Regions from separate parts of the Homo sapiens genome. Here region 1 is linked to region 2. Evidence: chromatin contacts called from ENCODE POLR2A ChIA-PET data. All regions are on one chromosome and are shown on one strand. The core of a region is the stretch at or near the end of the contact, and the rest is flanking DNA. Distances in the headings are between cores, read along the strand shown.

Region 1 (5,022 bases), core at 386-2,885, 1.9 Mb before region 2:
CCCAGCACTTTGGGAGGCCAAGGTGGGGGCATGCATTGAGGCCAGGAGTTTGAGACCAGCCCAGGCAACATAGCAAGATCCCATCTGTACAAAAACATTAAAAAGAAAGAAAAATGGAGAGAAAAAATAAAAACATTGTAAGGTCTGGGCTTTCTGTAAAAGAAAATAAAAAGCAGCTCAAGACTTAGAAGCTTCAAATGACAACAACATTCACGGGGCAAGTGGCTCATGGCTGTAATCCCAGCACTTTGGGAGGCAGAGGTGGGTGGATCACATGAGGCCAGGAGTTCAAGACCAGCCTGGACAAGATGGTGAAATCCCATCTCTACTAAAAATACAATAATTAGCCAGGTGTGGTGGCACACACCTGTAATCCCAGCTACTTGGGAGGTTGAGGCATGAGTATCGCTTGAACCCAGAAGGTGGAGGTTGCAATGAGCTGAGATTGCGCCACTGCACTCCAGCCTGGGGAACAGAGCAAGAGCAAGACCCTGTCTTGAAAAAAAAAAAAAAAGAAAGAAAAGAGACATTCATTTTACTCTTCAATCTGCAATTTGGGCAGGCTTGGGAGGAATAACTCAACCTTGGCATCAGCTGGGTGGCTCAAAGTCTGGGGGCTGGAATCACCTGAATGTTTGCTCACACATATGTATGTCAGTTGCTACAGGCTACAGGCCGAGACCCTCGCTGGGGCCGTTGCTTGGAATACCTACATGTGGTCTCCTTGCAGCCTGAGCTTCTTCACAACTACCGTTCTAAGAACAAGTGAGCGTGTGAGCCAGGTGGGAATCATATCATCTTTTCTTTTTCTTCTTCCTCTTCCTCTTCTTCTTCCTCTTCTCCTTCTCCTTCTTCTTCTTCCGGAGATGGCAGGGGTTGGGGTGGGACTCAGGGTCTCAGGCTGGCCCAGGCTGGCCTCAAACTCCTGGACTCAAAGGATCCTCCCACGTCAATCTGTTGAGTAGCTGGGACTACAGGCATGCATCACTGCACCCAGCTCCCATATTACCTTTTCTCACCCAGACTCGGAAGTCACGCAGAATCATTTCCATTGCATTCTTTCCATACAGGCTGTTACAAAGTTTTTCCTAAATTCAAGAGGAGGGCAAATGGCCAAGAGTATCATGTGGGACAGGAAATATGTTGTGGCTATTTTTGGAAAATACCACCTGTTACCTAGGGAAACCTAACCCAGTCTTGCAGGAGATGAGGGAGGCTTCCCAGAGGAGGTGGCATTCTAGCTGAGATCTGAAGAATGCGTAGGCATTCATCATGAGAAAAATCACGAACAGCTGTGATTTTTGAGGTGGGAGACAGCATGGTACATTTCAAGAGTTTTTTTTTTTTTAAGACGAGTTTCCCAGGCTGCAGAGAGGGAGGGGAAGAAAGAGAGTACAAGATAATCCCGGAGCAGCCAGAGGAGCGGAACACACAGCACCTTATGCACTGAGTTCAGGCTTTAGCATTCACGCTGGTGGAAACCATCCAAGGGCTTTGAGCGGAGGAGCTGCAAGTTCAGGTTTGCATTTGAAAGTGATCACTCTGGCTGCTCTGCAGGAAAGTGATTGGAGCGGAGCCAGGGAGGGTGGAGGGAGGCTGTTTCATCATTTAGGCAAAGGACGATGGTGGCTTAGACCAGGATGGGAGCAGTGGAAGTAGAGAGCGGTGGGTGGAAGGGAGTGGTATTTAGAAAGTAAAGCATGGAAGATTTGTGGCTCCCAGCCAGGAAGAGCAGCGAAGGCAGACTGAACACTCTGTGGCCACCAGATGTCTGGACAGTCCGTTTCTTACCAAAGCCTCCCAGTGTTACAGGAAATGGGTCCCGATCCAGACCCCCCAGAGAGGGTTTTTGGATTTCACGCAAGAAAGAATTCAGGGAGAGTCTGTAAAGTGAAAGCAAGTTTATAAGGAAAATAAAGGAACAAAGAATGGCTACTCCACAGACAGAGCAGCCCCGAGGGCCGCTTATTCCCCATTTTTATGATTTATTTCTTGATGATATGCTAAACAAGGGGTGGATTATTCATGCCTCCTCTTTTTAGACCATAGAGGGTAACTTCCTGACGTTGCCATGGCATTTCTAAACTGTCTTGGCGCTGGTGGGAGTGTAGCAGTGAGGACCACCAGAGGTCATTTTGATTTGGGTAGATTTTGGCCGGCTTCTTTACTGCAACCTGTTTTATCAGCAAGGTCTTTATGACCCGTATGTTGTGCTGACCTCCTATCTCATCCTGTGACTAAGAATGCTTTAACCATCTGGGAATGCAGTGCAGTAGGTCTTAGTCTTATTTTACCCAGCCCCTATTCAAGTCGGGGTTCCTCTGGTTCAAACACCTCTGACACTGTTACGGGAAAGGGGTCCCAATCCAGACCCCAAGAGAGGGTTCTTGGATCTCACGCAAGAAAGAATTCAGGGCCAGTCCATACAGTAAACTGAAAGTAAGTTTATTAGGAAAGTAAAGGACTAAAGAATGGCTACTCCATAGACAGAGCAGCCCCCAGGGCTGCTGGTTGCCCTTTTTCTTAGACAGAGTCTCGTTCTGTCGCCCAGGCTGGAGTGCAGTGGCGCCATCGTGGCTCACTGCAAGCTCCGCCTCCCAGGTTCATGCCATTCTCCTGCCTCAGCCTCCCGAGTAGCTGGGACTACAGGCGCCTGCCACCACACCTGGCTAATTTTTTTTGTATTTTTAGTAGAGATGGGGTTTCACCATGTTAGCCAGGATGGTCTTGATCTCCTGACCTCGTGATCCGCCCACCTTGGCCTCCCAAAATGCTGGGATTACAGGTGTGAGCCACAGCGCCTGGCCGCCCATTTTAATGGTTATTTCCTTTTGAGACGAAGTCTTACTCTGTCGCCCAGGCTAGAGTGCAGTGGCGCGATTGCAGCTCACTGCAACCTCTGCCTTCCAGGTTCAAGCGATTCTCCTACCTCAGCCTCCCAAGTAGCTGGGATTACAGGTGCGTGCCACCACGCCTGGCTAATTTTTGTATTTTTAGTATTAGAGACGGGGGTCTTATCATGTTGGCCAGGCTGGTCTCAAACTCCTGACCTCAAATGATCTATCCACCAAAGCCTCCCAAAGTATTGGGATTACAGGCATGAGCCACCGCGCCTGGCCAGTTATTTCTTGATGATACGCTAATCAAGGGGTGGATTATTTATGCCTCCCCTTTTTAGACCATATAGGGTAACTTCCTGATGTTGCCATGGCATTTGTAAACTGTCATGGCACCGGTAGGAGTACAGCAGTGAGGACAACCAGAGGCCACTCTTGTCTCCATCTTGGTTTTGGCTGGCTTCTTTACTGCAGGCTATTTTATCAGCTAGGTTTTTTTTGTTTGTTTGTTTTTGTTTGTTTTAGACGAAGTTTCACTCTTGTTATTCAGGCTGGAGTGCAATGGCGCAATCTTGGCTCACTGTAACCTCCACCTCCCAGTTCAAGTGATTCTCCTGCCTCAGCCTCCCGAATAGCTGAGATTACAGGTGCGCACCACCAGGCCCGGCTAATTTTGCATTTTTAGTAGAGACGAGGTTTCTCCATGTTGGTCAGGCTGGTTTCAAACTCCCGACCTCAGGTGATCCACCCACCTCAGCCTCCCAAAGTGCTGGGATTACAGGCATGAGCCACCGCGCCAGGCCAGTAAGGTCTTTATGACCCGTATCTTGTGCTGACCTCCTAACTCATCCTGTGACTTAGAATGACCTAACCATCTGGGAATGCAGCCCAGTAGGTCTCAGCCTTATTTTACCCAGCCCCTATTCAAGATGTTGTTGCTCTGGTTCAAATGCCTCTGACATCAGCAACCTATTAGTCATCGTCCTTGAGGGCCAACAGAGTTGTCCCACAGTGTGCCCCTCCCCACAGGGAGTGTGGCTTCTACTCAAATTTGTTTTCTCTCAAATGATCAGCAAAGGCCCTCTTTCATTTGGGGAAGAGGAAACTGTTACCGAAAAGGGGTCTTCATCCAGACCCCAAGAGAGAGTTCTTGGATCTCATGCAAGAAAGAATTCTGGACAAGTCCATAAAGTAAGTTTAAGAAAGTAAAGGAGGCCAGGTGGCTCACGCCTGTAATCCCAGCACTTTGGGAGACGAAGGCAGACAGATCGCTTTTTCTCTACAAAAAACAAACAAACAAACAAAACAAAACAAAAAATTAGCCTGGCGTGGTGGTGCACGTCTGCAGTCCCAGCTATTTGGGAGGCTGAGGCAGGAGAATTGCTTGAGTCCAAGAAGTCAAGGCTGCAGTGAGCCATGGTCGTGTCACTGCTCTCCAGCCTGGGAAACAGAGCAAGATCCTGTCTCAAAAAAAAAGAAAAAAGGCTAGGTGCAGTGGCTCATGCCTGTAATTCCAACACTTTGGGAGACCGAGGAAGGCAGATCACCTGAGTTCAGGAGTTCGAGACCAGCCTGGTCAAGATGGTGAAACCCTGTCTCAACTAAAAATACAAAAATTAGCTGGGCATGGTGGTGGACGCCTGTAATCCCAGCTACTCGGGAGGCTGAGGCAGGAGAATCACTTGAACCTGGGAGGCGGAGGTTGCAGTGAGCCGAGATCGCACCATTGCGCTCTAGCCTGGGTGACCAGAGCAAAACTGCATCTCAAAAAATAAAAATAAATTTTAAAAATGAAGAAAAAGAAAGTAAAGGAATAAAAGAATGGCTACTCCACAGGCAGAGCAGTGATATGGGCTGCTCGATTGCATATACTTACAGTTATTTCTTGATTATAGGTTAAACAAGGGATGGATTACTCATGAGTTTTCTGAGAAAAGGGGCGAAGATTTCCCAGAACTTAGGGGTCCCTACCCTTTTAGAACCTATAGGGTAACTTCTGGAAGTTGCCATGGCATTTGTAACTGTCATGGCGCTGGTGGGAGTGTCTCTTAGCATGCTAATGTATTATAATTAGTGTATAATGAGCAGTGAGGACAACCAGAGGTCACTTTCACACCATGCTGATAAAACCCTGCATCCTGGCCCGGCACGGTGGCTCACGCCTGTAATCCCAGCCCTTTGGGAG
Region 2 (5,066 bases), core at 2,137-4,636:
TCACAGTCTGTTAGACAAATCATGTCACATGTTCAAGATGTGCATCAACCGTTTTAGGGATACACACTCCTCCCAAGTGAATTATTGTCAAGACCCAGAGCCAAAGGTGGAAAAGCACCATCCACCTATAGACAATAGGGGAGGTAATAAATGAATGAAAAATAAAATGATCTACCTGAGGGAGAAACAGACATGTGTGGGCTGCTAGCCACCCAGGTGCCAAGGCAAGAGACCGAGGGCACAAGCTGTTCCAATATAATAAAGAAAATATATAAAATAAGAATAGTTATACTAGAAGTAGATTATAGATATCATTATATATGAATATCATTAATCATTAGTTTGTACATTACTCTTTATTCCAATATTATAATAATCTTTGCTCTACAATTATAACCTAGGAAAAACCAGGCCATACAGAGATAGGAGCTGAAGGGGCATGGTGAGAAGTGACCAGAAGACAAGAGTGTGAGCCCTCTGTCACGCCCAGATAGGGCCACTAGAGGGCTCCTTGGCCTAGCGGTAGCATCAGTGTCTAGGGAAGGCACCCATTACTTAGCAGACCGGGAGAGGGAGTCTCCCTTTCCCCGGGGGAGTTAGAGAAGACTCTGCTCCACCACCTCTTGTGGAAGGCCTGACATCAGTCAGGCCCGCCGGCAGCCATCCGGAGGCCTGTCTCCCTGTGATGCTGTGCTTCAGCGGTCATGCCCGTGTTTCACTTTCATGTTCCACCCTGTACACCTGGCTCTGCCTTCTAGATAGCAATAACAGAATTAGTGAAAATACTAAAAGTCTTTGAAATGCATAGAAGAAATAATGGCTCTCTCTCTCTCTCTCTCTCTCTGCCCTGACTGCCAAACAGGGAAGGGCCCTCTGTCCGGTGGACACGTGACTCATGTGACCTTATCAATCACTGGAGATGACTCACACTCCTTACCCTGCCCTTTTTGCCTTGTATCCAATAAAAAACAGTGCAGCCAGGCATTCGGGACCACTACCAGTCTCCGCATCTTGGTGGTAGTGTTCCCCCAGGCCCAGCTGTCTTTTCTTCTCTTTGTCTTGTCTCTTTATTTCTACAATCTATTGTCTCCACACACGAGGAGAAAAACCCACAGACCCTGTAGGGCTGGTCCCTACAGACATGAAAGTCTTTCATACTTCTGTTGAAATTAAATGTGTATAAATTTTATCTACAGTTTTCTCCATGTCTATTTTTGTATTTTTACCACATGCTATACTCTGGCAATGAGGAAGATAAGATTTCTATTAATAGTTGGAGTTTCCAGAAGAGCTGGAGAAATAAATTGACGCAACAAGAATTATCAGAATTACAGATATTCCCAAGATTAAAAGATAGCAGAGCAGGTTATAAGAGTCTAAAAATGAACATACTCATGCATGTATCTTGGTAATAGAATGATTTCTATTCCTTTGGATATTTACCCAGTAGTGGCATTGCTGGATCAAATGGTATTTCTGGTTCTAGATCTTTGAGGAATCACTACACTGTCTTCCACACTGGTTGAACTAATTTGCATTCCCACTAACAGTGTAAAAACATTCTTATTTCTCTGCAACCTTGCCAGCATCTGTTTCTTGACTTTTTAATCATTGCCATTCTGACTGGCATGAGATGGTATCTCATTGTGGTTTTGATTTGCATTTCTATAATGATCAATGATATTGAGCTTTTTTTCATATGTTTGTTGGCCACAGGAATGTCTTCTTTTGAGAAGTGTCTGTTCATGTCAAAGACATAGAATCAACCCAAATGCCCACCAGTGATAGACTGGATAAAGAAAATGTGGTACATATACCCCATGAAATACTATGCAGCCATAAAAAGGAACAAGTTCATGTCTTTTGCAGGAACGTGGATGAAGCTGGAAGCCATTACCCTCAGCAAACTAACGCAGAAACAGAAAATCAAATACCACATGCACTCACTTATAAGTGGGACCTGATCAATGAGAACATATAGACATAAGGAGGGGAACAACACACACTGAGCCCTGTTGGGGGGTGGGGTGGGGGGGAGGGAGAACCTTAGGAAAACTAGCTAATGCCTGTGGGGCTTAATACCTAGGTGATGGATTGATAGGTGCAGCAAACCACCATGGCACACGTTTACCTATGTAGCAAACCTGCACATCCTGCATATGTACCCCAGAACATAAAATAAAATAAAAGGAGTCTAAACATTTTTAATGTGAATTTTTGGAGCCAGGCAGAGGAGGACAGAGAAGATGTCCCTGAGTATAATAAAGCAGACGTGGAAGGACACTCATGCAATCTCCTCCCCGTGTGGACCCCTGGAAGCAGGTGTCCCTTCATGATCACAAATTTCTGTCTCCGAGAAGCAAGGCATGTCCTTTCCCAAGAAACTTTTCCAGAATCACAAACTTTTCCTACTCTTTGCAGGGATGAATGTATTTCTGCAGACTGTGATGGCCTATGACCACTTTGTGGCCATCTGTCACCCCCTGCACTACAGGGTCATCATGAATCCTGGGATCTTTGGACTGTGGGTTCTGGTGTCCTGGAGCATGAGTGCCCTGAATTCCTCACTGCAAAGCAGAATGTGTTGCAGCTGTCCTTCTGCACAAACTTGGAAATCCCCCCATTTTTTTCTGTGAACTTAATCAGTTGATCCTGCTTGCCTGTTCTAACACTTTTTTTTTTTTTTTTAGTGAGATGGAGTTTTGTTCTTATTACCCAGGCTGGAGAGAAATGGCGCCATATTGGCTCACTGCAACCTCCACCTCCCGGGTTCAAGCAATTCTCCTGCCTCAGCCTCCTGCATAGCTGGGATTACAGGCAACTGCCACCACACCCGGCTAATGTTTTTGCACTCCAGCTCAGGTGATACAACAAGACTCCATCTCAAAAAAATATATATATGAAATTCTAATGTTTTGGCAAAAGCAACATGAAGCCAAGAAATGTAGTACCCATGGTTTTATATGAACAGAACACAGTTCATCTCCTTGCAAAGGTAAATTGCCATTTTCTGGATATGTCAAGAGCTGAGTTTCCATCACAAGCCAGTGCTTTGGAGACTCAAGGGACCTAGTCAAGACAGGTTCCTCAGTTTAGACTTTGGAGGAAATTTTCACTGAAGGCTGGGAGAAGGTGCTAGGAGAATGGGACTCTGGAAGCCAAGGAAGTCCACGGGGAAGGAGTAATAAAGCCTGGATACACCTCACTTTTAACATAGTGTCTTGGGAATAGACGATACAGAAAAAAAAAACAACAATGACATTTGTTTCAGTGCAGGGCAACGTCCCCCAGGAAACTGATGTGTTCAGAGTTGGAATAACAGGAGGAAAGGTATCTAATCAGCAGATATACGAAGCCATAAATATCTCCTCTGCTGCAGTCCCTCAGCATATGCAACCTTGGGCTGGAAATGACATGGTGGTTTCATTTGGAGTCCTTAGTCTGGCTCAAGTATAGATGATGCTTCAACTTTTCCTGATGCCTTGTCTTGAGACAGAGATTCCATCTCCACCATCAACCTGCTAGAGAGGAATTTACACTTCTCCATGGAGACCTTCCTTTCAGAAAACTCAGTAGGGTAAGTCCCAGAGCCCAGTGGGTACTGTAGGAAAGGTCAGGAAGAACAAGAGCCGTGAATATTAACCTGAGGTCACCTGAGAGCCAATCATTTCCTCCAGCTTTGTTCCTTTTGCTTAGAAATGTCTTGGCTATACGGGCTATTTTTTGGTTCTATATGAAATTTAAAGTAGTTTTTGTAACTCTGTAAAGAAAGTCAATGTTAGCTTGATGGGGATAGCATTGAATCTATAAATTACTTTGGGCAGTATGGCCATTTTCAAGATATTGATTCTTCCTTTCCATGAGCATGGAATGTTTTTCCATTTGTTTGTGTCCTCTCTTATTTCCTTGAGCTGTGGTTTGTAGTTCTCCTTGAAGAAGTCCTTCACATCCCTTGTAGGTTATATTCCTAGGTATTTTATTCTCTTTGTAGCAATTGTGAATGGGAGTTCACTCATGATTTGGCTCTCTGTCTATTATTGCTGTATAGGAATGCTTGTGATTTTTGCACATTGATTTTGTATCCTGAGATTTTGCTGAAGTTGCTTATCAGCTTAAGGAGATTTTGGGCTGAGACGATGGGGTTTCCTAAATATACAATCATGTCATCTGCAAACAGAGACAATTTGACTTCCTCTCTTTGTATTTGAATACCCTTTACTTCCTTCTCTTGCCTGATTGCCCTGGCCAGAACTTCCAACACTATGTTGAATAGGAGTGGTGAGAGAGGGCACACTTGTCTTGTGCCAGTTTTCAAAGGGAATGCTTCCAGCTTTTGCCTATTCAGTATGATATTGGCTGTGGGTATGTCATAAATAGCTCTGATTATTTTGAGTTATGTTCCATCAATACCTAGTTTACTGAGAGTTTTTAGCATGAAGGGGAGTTGAATTTTATCGGAGGACTTTTCTGCATCTATTGAGATAATCATGTAGTTTTTGTCATTGGTTCTATTTATGTGATGGATTACATTTATTGATTTGCATATGTTGAACCAGCCTGGCATCCCAGGGATGAAGCCGACTTGATGATGCTGGATAAGCTTTTTGATGTGCTGCTGGATTCAGTTTGCCAGTATTTTACTGAGGATTTTCACATTGATGTTCATCAGGGATATTGGCCTGAAATTTTCTCTTTTTTTGTTGTGTCTCTGCCAGGTTTTGGTATCAGGATGATGCTGGCCTCATAAATTGAGCTGGGGAGGAGTCCCTCTTTTTCCATTGTTTGAAATCGTTTCAGAAGGAGTGATACCAGGTCCTCTCTGTACCTCCGGCAGAATTCAGCTGTGAAACTGACTGGTCCTGGGCCTCTTTTTGGTTGGTAGGCTATTAATTACTGCCTCAATTTCAGAACTTGTTATTGGTCTATTTAGGGATTTGACTTCTTCCTGGTTTAGTCTTGAGAGGGTGTATGTGTCCAGGAATTTATCCATTTCTTCTAGATTTTCTAGCTTATTTGCATAGAGGTGTTTATAGTATTCTCTGATGGGAGTTTGTATTTCTTTGGGA

What was found. ChIA-PET counts read pairs that join two places held with the same protein, here RNA polymerase II (POLR2A).
Region 1: POLR2A ChIA-PET joins it to region 2 with 15 read pairs in RWPE1. The contact joins the enhancer-like site here to the promoter of OR7A17 in region 2. POLR2A ChIA-PET finds 5 or more read pairs at or near these places in 2 of 52 experiments (RWPE1 and activated T-cell).

Annotation. Positions count from the first base shown.
Region 1 is chr19:16,822,029-16,827,050 of GRCh38, reverse strand. No RefSeq gene overlaps it. Among named protein-coding and RNA genes, the nearest start is that of SIN3B, 4.9 kb to the left of the region's middle. RefSeq lists an enhancer at 1,044-1,721. Within about 2 kb of position 1,635, at least 23 of the 41 ENCODE cell types and tissues checked have a DNase peak (open chromatin) inside an H3K27ac peak, as active enhancers do.
Region 2 is chr19:14,884,452-14,889,517 of GRCh38, reverse strand. It overlaps OR7A17 (olfactory receptor family 7 subfamily A member 17), which reads left to right and starts at 3,386. Exons shown (of 3, transcript NM_030901.2): 1 at 3,386-3,577. It also overlaps the pseudogene OR7A18P. RefSeq lists an enhancer at 633-692.